Linked DNA regions of Homo sapiens: all the other regions are linked to region 2. Evidence: read pairs that join two places in POLR2A ChIA-PET (ENCODE). Cell type or tissue: MCF 10A. All regions are shown on one strand. Links, peaks and the distances in the headings refer to the core of each region. The heading gives the core; the rest is flanking DNA.

Region 1 (5,422 bases), core at 72-5,071, 55 kb after region 2:
TTCCTGCCATGAGCAATCACTGTTTTTTTCACTGATCAGGTCTTTATTAAAAATAAGCTGTCCAAAATTATTTGACCTTTATGGAATAAACCAACAAGCTCATGCAGCAGGCTTCGTTTCCTCTGTGGTAGGTTTTTTTTTCAGCTACTGATGTCTTGGTTGGTAGCTGCTGCCCTTTTTCCCACCAGAGGTTTCTCCTGCTTAAAAACAACAACCTTCTTTCCTTTCTTCCCTACCACAGGCTTCTTGACTGCAACCCCCTTTCTCATCTGATTTGGCCTCTAGTGCTGCTGGTGCTGCTGGTGCTGCTGGTGCTGGTGCTGGTGCTGCTGCTGCTGCTGCCACCGCCGCCGCTGCCTTATCCACCTGGAGTTTGTGGTTGCTGGCCTGGCAAAGCCTGGTGTTGCAGAGCATGGTCTTTGCATATGGGTTTAGCTTCAACATGATTTTCAGGTTTTCCAGGAGGTTTGTCCCCAGGACTCTACGATGAATCTTCCTGCAACGTGCTTGAAGGGCTTTGGATGTCTGGGCTTTTCAAGATTCTGCTAAGGTCTGTATTGATCATCTTGTGCATGCAAAGATTGCAGTTACTCTTGAGGAAACAGCTTTACACCAAGTGCCACACAATTGTCTAACTTCTAGAAAGCACTTTCAGTCCAAATGCAGAAATGTCCCACATGCCCATCAGGAGCAAGTTTCAAAATGTTCAGTTTGCTTACATTAAGCAGAATAATTCTAGGAATGTTTCGGAAGGCTTTGACAATACAATCATCTTCATTAGAGACGATGCAGGGTCCCTTGCGCTGGATACGATGGTTTCTCATTTTGCCCTTGCCAGCTCTCATTTGCTGAGAGGCATAGCCCTTTTTTGTATCACTCCAGGCTTAAGTGGCAAAACAGCCTCCTTGATTGTCTTGTAGCCTTCAACTTTATCTCTGACCACCAAAAAAAGTTCAGGAACTTCCTTAATATGATGACCTGTAGACATGACCAGCACTGGTAAGGCAGAGGCAGCCAGGGGAGAACAGATAGCATATTGTTTTTTGGATTGTGTTCACTCTACAGTGCCAACAGTGCCAGGTTTTGGTTGGTGCAAACATGTGGCCTCCATGACAGATATTTCCAAAAGCACCCTGGCCAAAAGAGTGAGTCCCACCACCTCAAACTCTGGGAATTTGAGACCCAACTCTGCCAGTACCCCAAGATTCAGCACTGGTCTGACGACCTGCTAATTCACTAACAAGATAGGGCTGTCTGTTGTTTTTGTGCAAGTTGGTGTGAACAAAGTTCACAATATCTGGTGGAATGGGAGCCTTGAATACAGGAGACAAAGTGACATTTTTGCCAGATGACTCCCCTTTTTCAGAGTACACTGATAACAGTGGATCAGCACATCCATGGGAAGGTGAGAAGGCCACACTCCAACATTTTTTTTTTTTTTTTTTGGAGACAGAGTCTCGCTCTGTCGCCCAGGCTGGAGTGCAGTGGCGCAGTCTCGGCTCACTGCAACCTCCGCCTCCCAGGTTCAAGCGATTCTCCCGCCTCAGCCTCCTGAGTAGCTAGGATTACAGGCACGCGCCACCACGCCCAGATAATTTTTGTATTTTTAGTATAGATGAGGTTTCACCATGTTGGTCAGGCTGATCTCTAACTCCTGACCTTGTGATCCACCTGCCTCGGCCTTCCAAAGTGCTGGGATTACAGGTGTGAGCCACCGCGCCCAGCCTCAACTTTTTTTTGTAACTAAGATAAAACATTATCTACTGATTTACCAAAGTATTTAGCTTAATTTCACAACAGTGACGCTATTGGCATTTTGGGTGAACAATTCTGAGTTTTCTCCACCAAATGCCAGTGATGCATCTCCCACCCACAGTCACTTAACAACCAAAAATGCCTCCATACTTTTCCAAATACCCTTTGGATATATGGTACCTTCCCCATTGAGAACCACTGAAAAATTTAGTTGGTAACTGTACTTAGATCAATAGATTGCCAGTTAATGAACTGTGGCCTCCAATTCAGGTCAGAGATGTAACATAGTAACAGTGCCTTGAATTTAACCATTTCCAACGTACACATTAAGATCATATAGTCTGGGCCAGATGTATTGGCTCACACCTATAATCCCAATGCTTTGGGAAGCCAAAGGCAGAGGACTGCTCGAGCCCAGGAGTTCGAGACCACCCTGGGAAACATGGCGAGACTCCATCTCTACAAAAAATTTAAAAATTAGCCAGGCATAGTGGCACATGCCTGCAATCCTAGCTACCGAGGAGGCTGAGGCAGGATGACTGCTTGAGTCCAGGAGTGCAAAGCTGCTATGAGCTATGATTGCGCCACTGCATTCCAGCCTGGGGCAATAGAGTAAGACCTTGTCTCAGGGGAAAAAAAAAGATCATATAGTCTGAGGTAGAAATAATATTTACCATTTTTTTCATAGCACTACGCAGTGCCGAAATCTTATATTCAAAGTAATATGCAGCAAATGTAGACATGGTTGGGGGGTGTATGGTTAACATATGGATCCTACAAGTATCCTAAAAAAGTGAATCTAAATCTCCCCCCAAGATTGTGACAGAGACAATTACAGCAGGAATGTCTATGATTATTTCCTTGAGCAACATCTATGAGCTACATTTATATGTTTATGTATACATGTACAGCTTATAAAGGAAAAAATCACTGCCTACTATGTGACAAGTGTTATCAGACTGAGAATAATATACAGGCTTACTGAACATCTGTGACCAACAAAAGTGCCAAATGCCTATTTAATCCTCATAAAAACGTATGAGGTATTACTATTCTATTTTACAAAGGAGAATAGTGAAGTACAGAGAGGTTAAGTAACTGCTGAGCCAGGGTTCAAACCCAGATAACTCCAGACCCCTCAGTAAGAGCTGTATTGTTCCAAGGGATACATGAGAAGACTGGAGGAAGGAATTTTAAAAGCAGGAAAGAACTTGTCTGAAAACTATGAAAAATGTTAATAATGTCTACTACATGCTAATAATGTCTACTAAAGTACAACTGTGAAAAGGTTGTCAACAAAAATTCCTTATGACCCAAGGAAAACTAAATTTGCGTCCCAAGGCTCTTAAGCAACTGTATTTAAACTCTGCACTTAAAAATTCATATTACAAGGCCGGGCACGGTGGCTCACACCTTTAATCCCAGCACTTTGGGAGGCCGAGGCAGGCGAATCACAAGGTCAGAAGTTCAAGACCAGCCTGACCAACATGGTGAAACCCCATCTCTAAATACAAAAATTAGCCAGGCATGGTGGCACACACCTGTAATCCCAGCTACTCAGGAGGCTGGGGCAGGAGAATCGCTTGAACCCGGGAGGCGGAGGTTGCAGTGAGCTGAGATCGTACCACTGCACTCCAGCCTGGGAGACAGAGCGAGACTCCGTCTCGAAAAAAAAAAAAAAAAACTTCACATTACAAAGAAGCTTAAATTAAATGAATTCTGAACTTCATTTTTTTGCATTTTTTGCATACTGTCTTCCACATAATACTCAATTTTTAAACACTGTTAGCCAGGTTAGTTTGTTGCTCTAAGAAGATGTATTGCTACTACGACAACTACATGGCACTTCTGTACAAGAGATATCAAAAGTAAATAATTAGTATGGCTGTATAGATTATGTATCACTAAGGGGAAAAGACAGTTTACAATGGATAAATCTGGCAGACAGGAACTCAACCAATGATGAGATTTAACATCATCATTAATGAGACAAACCAACATGGTAGGTAAGCCTTTAAAAAGCTCCAGTGTAGCCGGGCGCGGTGGCTCATACCTGTAATCCCAGCAATTTGGGAGGTCGAGGTGGGTGGGTCACGAGGTTAGGAGTTTGAGACCAGCCTGGCCAACATGGTGAAACCCCGTCTCTACTAAAAATACAAAAATTAGTCGGGCATAGTGGCACACACCTGTAATCCCAGTTACTCAGGAGGCTGAGGCACGAGAATTGCTTGAACCCAGGAGGCGGAGGCGGAGGCTGCAGTGAGCCAAGATCACACCATTGCACTCCAGCCTGTGTAACAGAACAAGACTCTGTCTCAAAAAAAGAAAAAAAAAAAAAAAAGGAAAAGCTCAAGTGTATGACAATATTCACATCTTTTACTGAGTATCTGAATACTTATGCACAGAGCAGAATTCTCCAAATCAGCTAATACCTAGTCTGTATACACACACAAGAAATAACCAATAAATTATTCCCTTTAAAAATAAATAAATAGCAGCTGGGCACGGTGGCTCACAGCTGTAACCCCACCACTTTAGGAGGCCAAGGCAGGCAGATCACAAAGTCAAGAAATCAAGACCATCCTGGCCAACATGGTGAAACCCCGTCTCTACCAAAAAAATACAAAAAATTAGCCGGGCGTGGTGGCACGCGCCTGTAGTCCCAGCTACTCAGGAGGCTGAGGCAGGAGAATTGCTTGAACCTGGGAGGTGGAGGCTGCAGTGAGCTGAGATCGCGCCACTGCACTCCAGCCTGGCGACAGAGCGAGACTCCGTCTCAAAATAAATAAATAAATAAATAAATAGCAAATGAAGTGAACAGAAAACCCAGAAATAATAACGAGCTCTTACTGAGAGGCCTGAGGCATTATAAAATAACAACTTTCCACTCCGGCCTGGGCAAAAGAGCGAGACTCCGTCTCAAAAAAAAAAAAAAAGATAACAACTTTCAAAGAAAAAAATAACTTTGAATAAAAGCTAAATCCCTTCTTTTCAAGGTTACACTTTTTAAAAAGTGTTGAGAAAATGTAATAAAAATAACAAAAGAGTGGTATGTTTGACCAGTAATAAGAAACTAATATATAAAGAAGAGGAGGAAAGAAGACGTGCAATACGCAGAGTGGTGGAAAACTTCATGAGTGGAAGATTAAATCCGATGCAGAACTTAATAAAATGTGCGCCTTACTTCAAAGGAAGTTTAAAAATGGTGTTTACAAGGGATCTTTCTGGGGTATTGGAAATGTAATACTGGAGTGGGGTAATGGTTGCACATCTCCACAAAATTACTAAAAATAAACTGTACACTTCAAACAGGTAAATTCTGTAGTATATAAATTATACCTCAAAGTTATTTTTAAAGAACTAACATTTGTTCAACAAAGAAGGAAAAATTATATTAAGTTTATCTCACTAAACCATAAAAAGGAAGTGGCCAAGAGGAAAAGTACAGTAATTCATTCAATAGACAGAAAAATAAAAATGGAAAAATGCATAGATTAAGAAATGTTAATGTGTCCATTTCAGCCCTTGAAAGGACAGTATAGTATCTCCAGGTAATTCTGCTGCTCTTAACCAGATTTTCTTCTTTCATAGATATATGCACAAGTCCAAAGGAGAAGGAAGACTTCAGTTTAATTGCATATCACCTAGGAAAGAGCTGAACAATTTA
Region 2 (5,422 bases), core at 264-5,263:
ATAGATTAATATATTGCCCTTGAGAAGCTAATAATCTAATTAGGAAGACATATACATCTGGCTGGTTCCAAAGGACCAGTAAGAGACCACCAGCAGTGAGGAGGATGAAAGTTTTATTTTTTGAGACAGAATCTTGCTCTGTCGCCCCAGTTGGAGTAGAATGGCATGATCATAGCTTGTTGCAGCCTCGACCTCCTGGGCTCAATCGATCCTCCCACCTCAGCTTCCCAAGTAGCTCTGACTACAGGTGGGCACCATCATACCTGGCTTTTTTTTTTTTTTTTTTTTTTTAATTTTTTGTAGAGATGGGTCTTGAACTCTTGGGCTTAAGCGATCCTCCTGCCTCAGCCTCCTGAAGTGTTGGGATTACAGGTGTGAGCCACCATGCCAGGCCTGAAAGTTTGTATATAACATACATGAACATGTCTCACCAAAACCCCCAAGCTCCAAATATTCAAATGAAAATTGTTCATAAATATAAAACATACCCTGGAACTTTGCTATCATATTCAATATCCTGAAGTTTTATTTAGGGTAAAACTTTCCATCCTGAATTCTGTCAACAAGGTTTAGTTACTTTAAAACTCTCATTAAATAGCAGTCTCACCTATAAAGCATATATTCATATAGGTTAAAATATTCTATTGCTAGAAAACCTATGGCTCATGTTTATCTACTGATAAAGCCCAAAAGTCTTGACTTTTCAGAGAATGGCTTTTAGTTCACTGAGGCTTCATAACAGATGCTTTTTCATTTCCTATCATAAAGAGAGACAGTATTTTACTATACAGCTGTCATATTACTGTTACAATCCAGCTAATGGCTACAGCACTTCAGAACAAAACAGTAGCAATTTTACAAAACCAACACATTGTTAATGTTTTTGATCATATAGGAGACAGGTACTGGAGATATCAGTTTGCTATTACCCTTTCTATATCCAGAGTCTCTCCACTTTTACGAACATAAACAAAAGAAAGAAGTCCACATACACGCTACAGCAGACCCTTCATTCTACCTGCATCCAACACTCTTGTCAATTTCATTTCACCTACTATCATCCTTTGAAAGTTTTATGAAGTAGCTGGTCCAACAGATGGGTGGCTAGCCCTGCCCAACACATGACGAAGGAAAAACAGCTCTTAGCAAGCAAGACAAGAAAATATTAAGTATGTCCCTTTCCCTCTCAAGGCTGAGAACACTGAGACTACCTGAGAAGAAAGCAAACAATCTTTTAACCTTTATAAAGAAAAGTTACTGGACTGAGATGATCTGTAAGTAACAAGGTGATTTTAAAAAGGGAGAGAGTTCAAATGCTAAAATCTACCCCTCAAGATAAAACAGGCACTTGCCCACACATAGCAGAGAACTGGAATAGACAGGAAAAATAAATAAATCCAAATTAGTTTAACTGGGAGCTTTTTCATCAAAGACAGATGGGAAACATTCAGATAAGCACACTATCTTGTTTAGAACACAAAGCTCAATAGATCTGTAGGAGGAAAAGGAAAGGCAACCTGAAACACATAGCCTATATGCATAAAAAATGACTCATTATGGTCATATTAGTAAAACCAGAAAGAACAAAATGGTAGTGGTATCTGTCTTCTTTGCCCCTTCCCTGATCATAAGCTTTATTAACCAGATAGCATCTGATCCTGTCTTCAACTGATGTATATCTGTCTTTCAACATACTACCTAAAATGCTCCCCAAGGAAAACAGTGAGACCAATTCTGCCAGAGACAGTATCTGCCAGAACCAAGAAGTCTTATTTTCCTTTGAGTGAAAGCCAGTGGATGGGGAAGAGGTCCCCAAATGCCACTTGTCTGAATCTTTTAAGATATGCTCTGAAACAAGAAAACACTACAGATTACATTTTAGTAGAGATCTAAAAATAGCAAAAGAACATTCCCTATTTTTAGATATCTGACTTCCAAGTGTAAAAACACTAAAAGTAAAAGAAACCACTGAAAACTAACTATATTTTTAAAAGGGTTTTAAAAACTCTGAATTGGAAAACTGTTTTTAGAGATAAAATTTCAAAAATCCTCCCCTGTGTTGACTGACTCTTTGCTCAAACTTACCCATCTCCAAAATTTAGTCCTAATCCTATGTGTTATTAAGGGCATTTCCACAGAACCAAAAGATGGTACAGAAAGGTTATACCACAAACAAGAAAGAACAGCTAAGAAAAAAAATTTAAAGATGCTTTCATAAAAACATAGAGTCTAGACTAGTGATTAAAGACAACAATGTATAAAACAGCAAAGCAATTTAATTGTCTTTCATTTAAAACAGTGCCACAGACAATACAACACTTGATTAAAGAAGACAAAGAGTTTTTTTTCTCAAACAGGTCTCCGCAACTGAATAATCTTAAAACCAGTAACCATCTAATTCAAAGCTGTCAGAATAACTAGAATTTGCAATGAGAGAAAAATTAATAAAAAACTGAAAATGCAGTACATTTCTTCCTCCCCATTTCTGTCCACTCCTAGTACAAATATGACCCATTTTTTTTAAAGAAGCCTGTGGCAAATAAGATTTGTAGGAAATTATTAGCAAGTTAGGAAATTAGGATTTATGTGAATTACCTGACTGTACTGCCATCATTAACATCTCAGGTTCCAGTAGAGTCATGACGGATTCTTCCAGAAACAAAAATCCACAAATATAATGAAGAAAGTCAAAGTCACAGGAGAAAAGCTGTCTTGAAAGCTTTCACAAATTCAATCTGATGCCTTATGCTCAAATCAGACTGTGAGAATATCCCCTTCTCAGTGCAGTTACCAATTTATCCACCCTTCAGGCGAGTCAAGATGACACAGATTTGAATTACTGCCGACAGGAAACCAAAAAGCTCTCCAGTTAAGACATACTAAGTGTGGTTAGAACAGTGAGCAAGCTCCTCCCCTTGCTATTCGTCTCTGGGGGAGGGGAGAGACATATATAAAGAGACTTTCAGAAAACAGATCAACTGCTTTTTTCCTCTCAAGAAGAGAAGATGAGGTTTTGTTCAAAATCCCACTATAAGAGACTGCTGTTAATGCAGTTTAGTGGAACAGATTAAACACAATCCAAACAACTCAAGCTCATGAAAGAAGCAGTCCAATTACTGACCCATTGATGAGAGGTGGGGAAGAAGATTAAACACATATAAACACATATATACAAAATGTAAGCTCCATAAATTTTCTGAAAAAGAATTCCAACGGCTTTTTTATATGTGGTATTTATAGATAACAGGCTAAGGAAGTTGAACATTTAACTACAGAAGCTCAACTATTTCTCCACCCCCACTCCAATTAAAATATCTGTTTCAAAAAGTCATCTGAATACATTCCAGAGCTGTAATCTGTCTTTCAGATCTGTCAGTCCCCTAAAAGAGCCTCTTACTTGTGCCTATATTAGACATACGGTCTGTGAATAGACAGTATACTGATGTTATTTGATTTCATTTACTTTTTTTGTATGTTTGAGACAGGGTCTCACTCCGTTGCCCAGACTGGAATGCAGTGGTGCAAATGTGGCTTACTGCAACCTCGACCTTCCAGGCTCAAGTGCTCCTCCCACCTCAGCCTCCTGAGTAGCTGGTCTCAAACTCCTAGGCTCAAGCGATCTGCCCACCTTAGCCTCACAAAGTGCTGGGATTACAGGCATGAGCCACTGCTCCCCACAGCACCTTTCATTAACTGATATTCATAACAATGATATTAAGATTACTTTCAGTCTATCTGACTGAATTTTTTAAAGTTGGAAACTAAGAATCCATGTTTGGTGTGTTTATCTAGAATTCTTCAATCTTTCTCGTTAACTATCAGCCTGTATGTGAAAGCTGGCTGCTGCCAATAGCCCAGCGAATACCTTAATGCTTACATAGTAAACAAATGGTAAATAAAAGCAGTAGGAGACCTTAAGAGAGAAAATAGTCTCAGAATGACTGAAGGCAATATTTTGTTATTAGTAAAGAGAAGCAATGCAAATTTGGGGTGAGGGAGACTCAGTACAAGAGAGAAAAACTTCCTTCCTTTCTCACTCCAAGAACATCATGTTTAAAAGAAAAGCCAGAAAAGCTCTATATAGAACTGTGGGAATGACTCAACAGGCAATGAGTAGCAGCCAGTGTGGGCTAAATGCTGCTCTGGGAAAGCAGAAGCATCTCACTGGCCCCTTCTGGCAACCAAATTTTCAAACTGACTTAGGAAAAACGGGTAAATTTCAACTTTGAGTCTACATGACAGTCTGGTCAAAGGTTAGCAACTAAGGGAAAAGCATCCCTAAAAGGTTGAGAAGATTGAGTCATTCCTTGGTCCTTATGTGGGCTGTATAATTTGCTGTGTGAGAGGTTTTTTCTTTTTTTTTTTTTTTTTCTTTTTGAGACTAGGTCTCACTCTGTCCCCCAGACTGAGTACAATGGCATGATCTCAGGTCACTGCAGCCTCAACCTCCCAAGTTCAAGCGATCCTCCTACCTCAGCCTCCCAAGTAGCTGGGACTACAGGCATATGCCACCACACCCAGCTAACTTTTGTATTTTTAGTAAAGATGGGGTTTCACCATGTTGCCCAGGCTGGTCTCGAACTCCTAAGCTCAAGTGATCCCCCTGCCTCAGCTACCCAAAGTGTTGGGATTACAGGCCTGAACCACCACACCTGGTCTTTGTTAAATTTACTTTGTCTCTCTAGTAATGAGGGTTTTCAAATGAAACAAGTTTTCACAGTTCGGTATTTACAGGAAAATAAATATAAACTTTAAGATTCCTGCACAGAAGATGGTAGGAAGGGCAGAGGGCTGGCTGTCTCCCTCCTGCCAAAACTGTTCGCCATAGAAGAGAGCATGTAATGCCACAGTGTCAATACTCCAGCACCACAGGAGATATTGAGAGTCATGTGATAGGAATAACAAATAAACATAACATCTCAGTTGATTTGACTTTTTCTTAGCAATTCCACACCCACTATCTCACTGGCACTTTGAGGTAAAAAGACCTAAATAAAAGAAAAACAATTTTTTAAACAGTAATCTTTAAAAAATTAAACAAGAAGCACTTACTTTCGTAGGCCAAACGGGAGGGTGGGTTGAAACTAGAAGTTAGAGACCAGGTTGGGCAACATGGCAAGACCCCATCTCTACCAAAAAAAAAAAAAAGAAAAAGAAAAAAAGCCAGGTATGGTGATGCCTGTCTGTAGTCCCAGCTACTTGGGAGGTTGAGGCAGGAGGATCACTTGGGCCCAGGAGTTCCAGGCTACAGTGAGCTGTGATCACCCCACTAAACTCCAGCCTGGGCAACAGAGCAAGACCCTGTCTCAATAAATAAATAAATGGGCCGAAGCCGCCGCCGCCCGACCGCCGGGAGGATGGAGTTCAGCGGGCAGCGGAGCTGTCTCAGTCTTTGCCGCGGCGCCGGCGAGCGCCGCCCGGG
Region 3 (5,422 bases), core at 104-5,103, 65 kb after region 2:
GCACTTCGGGAGGCCAGGGTGGGAGGATCACTTGAGGCCAGGAGTTCAAGACCAGCCTGGCCCCATCTCTACTAAAAATGCAAAAATTAGGCTGGGCGCAGTGACTCACGCCTGTAATCCCAGCACTTTGGGAGGCCAAGGCGGGCGGATCACTTGAGGTCAGGAGTTCAAGAACAGCCTGGCCAACATGGTGAAACCCTGTCTGTACTAAATACAAAATACAAAAATTAGCTGGGCGTGGTGGCACGTACCTGTAGTCCCAGGTACTCGGAGGATGACGCACAAGAATCCTTGAACCCGAGAGGCAGAAGCTGCAGTGAGCCAAGATCACACTGCTGCACTCTAGCCTGGGTAACAGAGCGAGACTCCATCTCAAAAACAACAACAACAAAAAAATAGCTCGGAGTGGTGGTACACACCTGTAATCCCAGCTACTCGGGAGGCTGAGGCATGAGAATCACTTGAACCTGGGAGGTGGAGGTTGCAATGAGCCGAGATCACACCACTGCACTCCAGCAGCCTAGGCAACAGAGTGAGACTCTGTCTCAAAAAAAAAAAGCCAACTATTACTCTACTCATCTCTCCTCCATGCTCTCATGCTCTCATAGCATCTATTTCTCTGTTAACACAGTTAAAACATTTGGTTGTCCCCAGGTTTTCTTCTTCCTTTCTCTCTTACTTGTCTGAACAAGAATCATCTTTTATACAACTTTGTATCTCGCAAGACCTAGCAGTGCCTGGCAAGTAACAGGTGCTCATTATATACTTGCTGATAGAAGGCCCAACTGACCAGAATTTACAAAGTGAATAACGATCCATTTAAACAATCTGTTGTGTCAAAAGCTAGTGTACTTCTACATTCTCACGAATACGTCTGCTACGTAATTACACCAACAATTCATGAACAAAAAATTAAAGTGGATTCACTAAAAACCACCAACTAGTTTTTGCTTGACAACACAACCAGGTCCTTATCCATGCCAACTAAGACATAAATGAAAGGTAAACTAATTCAGTTGATAATTTAAATATTATGGTTGGTGATCTTTCTTACTAAAACGGTGCCACAGCTTTGTATGTAGAGTAGCTAAAGGTATTTACATTGGCTTTAGTCATGGATAAAGAAGGTTACAAATTTAGAAGTCCAATACAAATCCAAAGTTTATTTTTAGAAGCTTTCCATATGGTAGGAGTTTAAGAAGTAAAACAGCAGCCTTTTCTCTGCCGAAAGCAGAGGGTAGTAGAGCGCCAAAGGAGCAAACCCTCTCCTGACTCTGTGCCTGGCACTGCTTCACGCAGAGGAAGAAATGTGTAGGGTAAGCGAGAGCCTCACTGAAAATCAGTCACCCAAGGCAACAGGCATTTTGAAAGTCTGTGCTATTTGAAGGCTTAAGTATTAATTTTATACATGCCCATGTTCATTTAAAACATTTATGGCTTGGAACTTAAAAAATGTTCTAATGTGCTAGTTTGTCCACATATTAATCGAGTCTGCCAGGTTTGAACATGCCAAGTTTAAAATACTCTCCAGATCGTTATGCAAAGGTATGAGCTCAATCTTTTAGTCTCAGGAAAAGGAATTTAGGAGAGAATGACTAAAACAATAGTCCTTCAATGAAAGCTACAACAGAAAAAGTCAACTCCTAAATAGTGATGAGTTACTTTTTAAAAATACCTGACAGATTTCTTACATTAATCTCAAATTAAGATCCTGGATTTTAGCTCAAAGTTGTCAGACAATGTTATTTTTTGGTGGTTGTTTCCCTCCCCCGCCCCTCCCCAGCCTCCTAGAGAATGGATCTTGAAATTGATTGCTACATGAGACCATCTTATATAAAGGTTGTTTTAGTCATTCACTGACTAAGCCCCTTTAGAATCCAAGTCTAACTCATTTTATATTGAAATGAATTCTATTTTTATATGAATAGTATTACAAGCAAAATTATCTTAATCTTTTATCAGCATTAGAGAAATGCCAATAAAACCTAGAATAACTACACTTTTATAACAAGAACCTCAGAAACTAACACATCCAGTATTTTCATTTTCAGTTGGGGAACTACAGCACAAGAGTTCAGTGATCTGATAAAAGAAAAATGAGCCAGAATCTGATTACTAGTACAATGTATTTATTCTACTACATACTACTAAACACACTGTTTTTGAAATTACAACAGAAAAGTTTAAATATCCATTCCCTAACTGGGAAGATTTTAAAAATTAGATGTGTGTGCCCCCCCAAAATTGGAAATATTGTTCCTTAAAAACTTGGGTATTAGAGGCCAGGTACAGTGGCTCACACCTGTAATTCCAGTATTTTGGGAAGCTGAGGAGGGCGAATTACCTGAGGTCAGGAGTTCAGCCTAACCAACATGGAGAAATTCCGTCGCTACTTTAAAAAAAAAAAAAAAATAGCCAGGTGTGGCAGTGCACGCCTATAATCCCAGCTACTTGGGAGGCTGAGGCAGGACAACTGCTTGAACCCGGGAGGCAGAGGCTGGAGGTTGCGGTGAGTCAAGATTGTGCCACTGCACTCCAGCCTGGGCAACAAGAGGGAAACTCCATCTAAAAAAAAAAAAAAAAAAACCTGGGCGTGGTGGCTCACACCTGTAATCCCAGAACCTTGGGGGGCCGGGGCGGGCTGATCACCTGAGGTTGGGAGTTCGAGACTAGCCTGGCCAACATGGAGAAACCCCATCTCTACTAAAAATAGAAAAATTAGCTGGGCATAGTGGTGCATGCCTGTAATCCCAGCTACTCAGGAGGCTGAGGCAGGAGAATCGCTTGAACCCAGGAGGCGGAGGTTGCAGTGAGCCGAGATCGGGCCATTGCACTTCAGCCTGGGCAACAAGAACGAAACTCCGTCTCAAACAAACAAAAAAAACTTGGGCATTAGAAAACTATAGCAATTATTTTCAATACTTTTGGCTCAATACATACGCACATAGACTCTCCAGTGGAAATTTAGCTTTTAAAAGATTTCCTTACATTCCAAAGGGGATGAGAATAATTTTTACAATCTAAGATGACATTATCCTTATCTTCTAAAAAATAAACTTCCCACAAAGAAAAAAAGCAATTTCATAGAATTCTGGGTCTTCTTTCAAACAAGCACTTCTTTGGAAAGAATGCCACTAATCCATTTTAATTTAGGGGAAGAGAATGCAAAGGATAAAAGGAAAGTTGCCAGGCACAGTGGCTCACACCTGTAATTCCAACACTCTGGGAGAGGCAGAAGCGAGCGGACTGCTTGAACCCAGGAGTTTGAGACCAGACTGGGCAATATGGCAAAACCCCATCGCTACAAAAAATACAAAAATTAATCAGGCATGGTGGTGTTTGCCTAAAGTCCCAACTACTCAGGAGGCTGAGGTAGGAGGATCGCTTGACCCCGGGAGGTTGAGGCCGCAGCGAGCTATGATTACACCACTGCACTCCAGCCTGAGCGACAGAGTGAGACACGCTGTGTCTTTAAAAAAAAAAAAAGAAGTGAAGGGAAAGGAACAAAAATGGAATGAAGAGGGGAAAAAGGAAAAGGAAGAAAGACAAAAGAAAATCAATTTAGAGGTTTGACTTATCAAAAAAAAAAAAAGCAGAGGGAAAATAACAATTTCCAGTTAAAGGAATAAACTGTGGGGATTTTTTGGAATTGTGGTTTTTAAGCAGTCCACCTCAACAGATATTGTTACATATCTCCTCAAACTGAACACCTATGAAAAAAATCTTAATCTCTCTCTGCCTGATTCCTCTGTTTGCTCTTTCTTCTGCACCCAAAGAGAAGATTAAATAAACTAGGCCCCCTGAAACAAGTAAGGGAGGCAGAAATGCGAATCCATGCAAAGTGCTGGTAATGACTAAAGCGATCCAAGAGTCTTAAAGGAGTCAAGAGAAACCACTGTGCTCCTAGGCATATCCATAACCTCCTACAAGAAGCAATACACTCTGCTGCCTTTCATATCCACCACAAATCTTTCCTTTCCGATTATCGGTGTGATGTGCATAGAGATTTTAAAGAACAGTTAAGGCAGGGCATGCTGGCCCACACTTGTAATCTCAGCACTTTGAGAGGCTGAGATTATATTTGATTAAGGTGACAAGAGGAAAATGGAAGCAATACCTGTATATATTAAAAAGGGAGAGAGAAAATAAAGAAGGCCTATGTAGCCTGCTGGTCAACCCAGATGCAGAATTCAACCGAACATGCTCATGTGCTCATTAAGGTACCATAACATATGCAATACTTTACAAAATAAAAAACTACAATCTTGGCTGGGCTTGGTGGCTCACGCCTGTAATCCCAGAACTTTGGGAGGCCGAGGCAGGCGGATCACAAGGTCAGGAGTTCGAGACCAGCCTGGCCAACGTAGTGAAACCCCGTCTCTTCTAAAGATACAAAAATTAGCCGGCCGTGGTGGCACACGCCTGTAGTCCCAGCTACTCAGATGGCTGAGGCAGAATAGCTTGAACCCGGAAGGTGGAGGTTGCAGTGAGCCAAGATTGTGCCACTGTACTCCAGCCTGGGTGACAAAGCAAGACTCCGTCTCAAAAAAAGCAAAACAAAACAAAACAAAAAAACTACAATCTCAAACTGTCCACTTATAAGAAGAGTTTCAAACTCTATAATAAAGTTCCCAGTTTTCCCTTCATCTGCCAGCATCCCATAATAAGCATCTCCTGTTTGACCATTATTAAGACTCAGACATAGTAGCTCCAGAGAAGTAGATATAGCTCTTTCCTTTTGAAACTGCAAAGCAAAACCCACTTTACAATTTTTAAGTTTTTGAACTTTTTTTTGTTTTTTTGAGACATGGTCTTGCTCTATTGTGCAGACTGGATCACAGTGGCACATCTATAGCTCAATGCAACCTCAAACTCCTTGGCTCAAGTGCTCCTCCCTGCCTCCGCCTTCAGAGGAGCCAGACTACAGGCATGTGCCACCATGCCTGGCTAATTTTTTATTTTTGTAGTGACAGAGTCTATTTTGCCCAGGCTGGTGTCAAACTCCTAGCTTCAAGCGATCCTCCTGCCTTGACCTCCTAAAGTGCTGGGATTACAGGCATGAGCCACCATGCCCAACTTCGAAATAATGTTTTTTAATACTTCCATTTTACTGTCTTATAGTAGCTGACAAAACACAAATTTAATTTAGCCTAGACTCTAGCCTAGTTTTATAATAAGTTAATTTCAGCAGTTATCACATAGATGACAAAAAAAAATACTCATCGTTTGATACTGATTAATTCTGAATGACTGGCCATAACCTTTAAAGCCTGAAGATCAGCTGGGTATGGTTACACTGAGCCATGGATGTGCCACTGTGATCCACCTGAGTACCAGAGCAAGACTTTGTCTCTTTAAAAACAATGAAAAATTAAAATTAAATAAATAATATAAAGCTTGAAGATCAAGACTGAAATCCCTT

Evidence for each region. ChIA-PET counts read pairs that join two places held together with the same protein. Peaks named below come from ENCODE experiments on the same cell type or tissue, not always from the same donor. Only the 100,000 strongest peaks of a DNase experiment are listed, where the experiment ranks them.
Region 1: POLR2A ChIA-PET joins it to region 2 with 11 read pairs; 10 of 35 experiments call an interaction of 5 or more read pairs at or near these places.
Region 3: POLR2A ChIA-PET joins it to region 2 with 28 read pairs; 10 of 35 experiments call an interaction of 5 or more read pairs at or near these places.

What each region holds. Positions count from the first base shown.
Region 1 is chr22:40,586,601-40,592,022 of GRCh38, forward strand. The region is part of intron 2 of MRTFA (myocardin related transcription factor A); the gene reads right to left. It also overlaps the pseudogene RPL4P6. Among named protein-coding and RNA genes, the nearest start is that of MRTFA, 47 kb to the right of the region's middle. In MCF 10A, for the core only: no CTCF peak of the experiment used is centred there; a DNase peak (open chromatin) is centred at 2,351.
Region 2 is chr22:40,530,995-40,536,416 of GRCh38, forward strand. All of the region lies in intron 3 of MRTFA (myocardin related transcription factor A), which reads right to left. Among named protein-coding and RNA genes, the nearest start is that of MRTFA-AS1, 12 kb to the left of the region's middle. In MCF 10A, for the core only: no CTCF peak of the experiment used is centred there; DNase peaks (open chromatin) are centred at 2,877 and 4,127.
Region 3 is chr22:40,596,431-40,601,852 of GRCh38, forward strand. All of the region lies in intron 1 of MRTFA (myocardin related transcription factor A), which reads right to left. Among named protein-coding and RNA genes, the nearest start is that of MRTFA, 38 kb to the right of the region's middle. In MCF 10A, for the core only: no CTCF peak of the experiment used is centred there; no DNase peak of the experiment used is centred there.